2 separate regions of the Homo sapiens genome follow, and region 2 is linked to region 1. The links are chromatin loops, found by intact Hi-C in ENCODE. Cell type or tissue: B cell. All regions are shown on one strand.

Region 1 (2,500 bases):
TTCATTATCAGATATTGTGCTAGAAATACAAAAAGGAATAAAACATGGTTTCTGGCAGCAACTCAAGCTCCAGGTCATTTCTGATTGCCTCCATGCTGGACCCAAGAACTGACTATCTTCTGAAGGCTTTTCCCCTAATACCCCTCTGAAAGGATTTGTACAAATATATCAATATTTTTGATGGGACCATCTCAAGTTTTACTCAACTATAAGCAAAACTGGCAAGCATATAGCATTCTTTGGACAATAGGTAAACAGAAAAATCATGTTGCCTACAAATGTATTTTTAAACCAAAAAAATGTGGGGGATGAGGGTGATGATCCAACTCAGAGAACAGCCATTTTCAGTAGACTGTTTTGAAAAAACAACTGATTTGTCTTCTTGTTAAGATTCAAGAGAGAATTGCATTTATGTAACTTGAATAAACATCTAAAATAATTAAGGATTGCCTGAATTTGAAAATCATGACTGCCAAATTTAAAACAGAGATGGAAGCAGCCAATAGAAGAAAATCAGTTAGTGAAGTACAAAAGAATTTGCAAAACTCTCCCAGAACACAGAAGAAATGGGTAAAAGATTGAGGTGATGAGTGAGATTTAAAAATATGGGGAAAAGATCACGGAGATTCAATCAAGGAATATAGAATTCCCAAAAGAGACAACTGAATTGTTGGGCCAGAAACAAAGATCAAAGTGTTAAGATAAGAAAAGATCCAGAGAAACTCAGTGTAAACATCTGGACATTGAAGGTGTGAATAACATTCCCATTCACGTTGTTTTGTCATAACAAAACAATGACAATGCTCAATCATTAACAGAATGTAAAAATCCTAGACATTTTCACCACCCTGTCCCCCTACTCCTGCCCCCGCCCCCGGCCCGCAACGCACACAAAATAAAACCAACAACAACCCACCAAGTTATCTACTGTGTCTGTTAGGATTCCTGCAGGAAACAGCAACCACCTCTGATGGTTTCATGAAGAGACTTTAATAAAGGCACTACTTACCGAAAGGATTAAAAGAGCAAACAGGAAGGTGAGGCACCCAGAGACTAGCAACAACCTGTTGATGTCTCTTGGGCTAAAGAAACAAGAAGAGGAAGTAAAGTTAGCAGAGCAGGGGCCCTGTATGTGTTCTAAAATCACAAAGGGACACAGCTGCTGTTAAGAGATTCTGCACTGGGCTAGGGGAAATGGGGAAAAGGTAAGTTCTGACCTCTCTCTCCCCTCCTGCCCTCTGATCACCTGCTGGTACTTTCCATTGCCTGAACCCAGCCCGGAGCCAGCAGGCAAGGGGGCCAACAGAGGCAGAAAACAGCTGTGAGCCTTTTAGTGGTCACAGCAAGGTAGAGAAACATTGAATGGATTTGGAGGGCTGGGTGAGGACTTGAATAAGGAGTATATTTATCAAGGATCAAATAACTAGTTCAATTGAGAAATACTCAGTTAGCTTTGGAAAAAAAAATACTATAGTACACGGATTCCATATTCAAAAATACTGTAGTACATTAATTTGTTGTTCATGTGTGAATGAAGTAAAAAAATAGTCAAGGATAAGCAAGGACTTAGGGAAACTTCTAGATGATTCAATGAGTGTAAGACAAACTCAATCTCTGCTCTCTGAGCTTATATTCATGTTAAAATTAATTTGTAATGAACAGTGTCATGTGCTGGGAGGAAAAACTTCTCCTCTCCCAACTCAGGTCCTACTGGTTGGGGGCCTGTGAATTAAGTGACAATAAACAGATTAATAGGAGAAAAATATATTAGGCATGCAGGAGTACCTTATATAGAGAGTAGCTCCCAGAACAGTTAGAGTCTCTTAGACTATTAGTCTAGTAAGACAGTCTATTAGTCTCTAATAAGAAGGGCAGAAGTTAGAGTTTCAAAGGTTGAAAGGTTCTGATGGGGCTCATTCACACCATTTTTTTGGATTGTCCTGTTGTGCAAGGCCACTACCTTCTTGAATGGACACCTCCCCAAAGGGGCTTCAGGGGCAGCTGACTCTCATAAAACACTGTCAGATGAAGGAAATTCAAAGATTTCTTTCTGAATCTTCTGCAGCTCAGATGTCTTTACTTTGAAGTATCTCCATACCAGTTTGATGGGCTGTTGGTCTCTTCACATGGTAAGGAAAGTGGAAGCACAGGGTGCTACAGGTATACCTTGGAAGGGAAGAACCTGGTTCAGCATGATTAGGGAGAGCTTGGAAGGAAGTGGGGTCTTAGTTGAGACTGAAGGGTGAGTAGATGTTAATCAGGCACAGCACCTCAGGAGAAATCCAGGAAGAGGGATCAGTAATATGTACCATGTACCATCAGGTTGGCACCCAGTAGGTATTGAGCAACCATGATACGAGAGTTAATTAAAATAACCTAACAACTAAAAGTCTTAAGAAAATGTTCACAGGGAACTGATGTTATATATACATTTAGGAAGTATATACTGATCGTCCATTAAGGAGCTGGCACTGGGACACAAAAACAAGTAAAATGTATT
Region 2 (2,500 bases), 420 kb before region 1:
TATTTGTGACTCCCTCCTCCAACAATGGGAAACCTGGCTTTCATTATCCTTAATAAGTTACTTATTTGACTAATCTCCTCTTTGTAACTAGTGTCCTATTCTCCTTCTGTGCTCTTATCCTGGGAATGTCCTCCCACTCTACCTGGACTCTGAAACTTTATACCCAGCCACCCTTCCATGGGGACACCCTCTTCACTCCACTGGGATTCTGCCACCCCAAGCCAGGCTGCCCCTGCAGGAACACTGTCCTATCCTGTTCAGTCTCTGACACCACACAGCAAGCAGCCCTCCTGTGCAGACACTTTTCTCACCCTGCTGGGGCTCCAACACCCAGCTCTGGACCACGGTGGCTTCCCTCATTAGTCACAGATGTTATCCTGCTCTGCCCCACCTAAAGGCTTTAGCACCAAATTGCTGAGAGGGAAGGGAAGGGAAGAAAATTCCAAATGACATATTTTTGGGAGTGAGAAAGGGGGCACTGAACCTTGATCCAAACGAGGGTGGGAAATGTGGAATGCTGAGCAGGGAGAAGCAGGGAGATGAGGTGGAAGTTAGTACATAATAGAGGGTTTGAGGCTTGAATAAATATCGGCTATTGGAGTGGGTCCCTGTTCTTGGGCCTGTTTGCGTGTTTGAGGACCCGACTCATATTTTTCTGGGCTGAGAATGCTGCCACCAGCCTGGAGCCTCATCAAACCACTTTTTATTAAAAAACCACCCGTTGGCTCCTGTTGTTTTTTATGCTGATTAAGAACACTGACTTGGCTAAATGAACAAGGGGGCTGATTGTTGCTCTGTCTCTTGAAGCAGGAGAGGCTTTTGATCGAGTTGAGTGGGAGTTTATGTTTGAGGTACTTTAAAAAATGAAATTTGGAGATAAGCTTATGAACTGAATTTGAACTTCATTTCAAGCTCATTGAACAGAAATGTTTTAGATCCCTTTAATCTGAAAAAGGCCCATTGCAATTGTCCTTTGAATCTCTTATTTTTCTTTAAGATAAAGCTTCTTCTCAAATTACTTACTATTTATCTACGTACTGAGAAGGGAAAAATAAACTTAAGTTTAAAGATGTTTGGATATTTTTCTTTCTCTGAGGATAGGAAACATGGCTCGGGTGCCTTCTCTCTCCACCCTGGCACCCAGAGCAAGGATGTTGCTCATTAGTGACTAAGTAGGACCAGCGTCTCAGGTGGCAATCTGGGAGCAAGCTCAGCTTCACAATGGGGGACTGTGGGTTGGTTGCACAGAAAGCAGAAGCTTGTGGGTTCTAATCTCACTTCCTCCATTGGCTTCTGGGTGGCTTTAGGTGAGTCATTTAATTTCCACATGTTTGGTTTGCCCCATCTGCCACATGGAGCTAATGATACTCCTCATCTACTTATTTCACAGGGATGTTGTAAGAGCTGATTAATGTACAGGGTGGCCAAACATTGCACATGTATGATGAGCTAAGAAAAGTAAGATAATGAGCCCAGAAACCTTTTCAAATTAGGGGTGATCTTTTCCTTTAGGAATGAGCTGTGCTTATGATGCTGTTTTTTTTTTTTTCCTGAGTCGGAGTTTCACTCTTGTCGCCCAGGCTGGAGTGCAAGTGGTGTGATCTCGGCTCACTGCAACCTCTGCCTCCTGGGTTCAAGTGATTCTCCTGCCTCAGCCTTCCGAGTAGCTGGGATTACAGGTGTGTGCCACCATGCCCCAGCTAATTTTTGTATTTTAAGTAGAGACAGAGTTTTGCCATGTTGGCCAGGCTGGTCTCAAACTCCTGACCTCGGATGATCTGCCAGCCTCTGCCTCCCAAAGTGCTGGCATTATACGAGTGAGCCACCACGCCCGGCCTTTTTTGTTTTTGTTTTTGTTTTGCACTCTGTCACCTGAGCTGGAGTGTGGTGGTGTGATCTCAGCTCACTGCAACCTCCGCTTCCCAGGTTCAAATGATTCTCCTGCCTCAGCTTCCCTAGTAGTTGGGATTACAGGCGTGTGCTACTGTACCTGGCTAATTTTTGTATTTTTAGTAGAGATGGGGTTTTGCCATATTGGCCAGGCTGGTCTCAAACTCTTGGCCTTGAGTGATCCGCCCGTCTCAGCCTCCCAAAGTGCTGGTATTACAGGTGAGCCACTGTGACCAGCCATGGTATTTTTTTTTTTTGACCATTTCTCTGTCTTATTAATTTAACTCATGCTATTATTAATTATATACATAATATGTTTGGCTCAACATGGATGACATCATTCATTTCAATATATTTTTGTTTGCTTCCTATGTGCCTGGCACTCTCTGTATTAGAATTAAAAACCTAAGTGAAAGCCAAATTATAGGAAGGTCAGGAAATGGGAAATATTTATGAGCAAATTCATGCTTATATTTCTTTTGTTAACTCTGAAGATGTATTTGTTTGAACATACACTTCTGCCCGGTGGCTCACGCCTGTAATCCTAGCACTTTGGGAGTCCAAGGCAGGCGGATCACCTGAGGTCAGGAGTTAGAAACCAGCCTGGCCA

What was found. Peaks named below come from ENCODE experiments on the same cell type or tissue, not always from the same donor. Only the 100,000 strongest peaks of a DNase experiment are listed, where the experiment ranks them.
Region 2: a loop joins it to region 1, with 10 times the contacts of the local background. A loop is called at or near these places in 2 of 110 quality-filtered maps.

What each region holds. Positions count from the first base shown.
Region 1 is chr6:88,178,682-88,181,181 of GRCh38, forward strand. No RefSeq gene overlaps it. Among named protein-coding and RNA genes, the nearest start is that of CNR1, 14 kb to the left of the region's middle. In B cell, a CTCF peak has its summit at 1,357; a DNase peak (open chromatin) is centred at 1,200; H3K4me3 peaks cover 1,745 bases; H3K27ac peaks cover 1,960 bases.
Region 2 is chr6:87,755,776-87,758,275 of GRCh38, forward strand. No RefSeq gene overlaps it. Among named protein-coding and RNA genes, the nearest start is that of AKIRIN2, 55 kb to the left of the region's middle. In B cell, no CTCF peak of the experiment used is centred here; a DNase peak (open chromatin) is centred at 1,266; H3K27ac peaks cover 893 bases.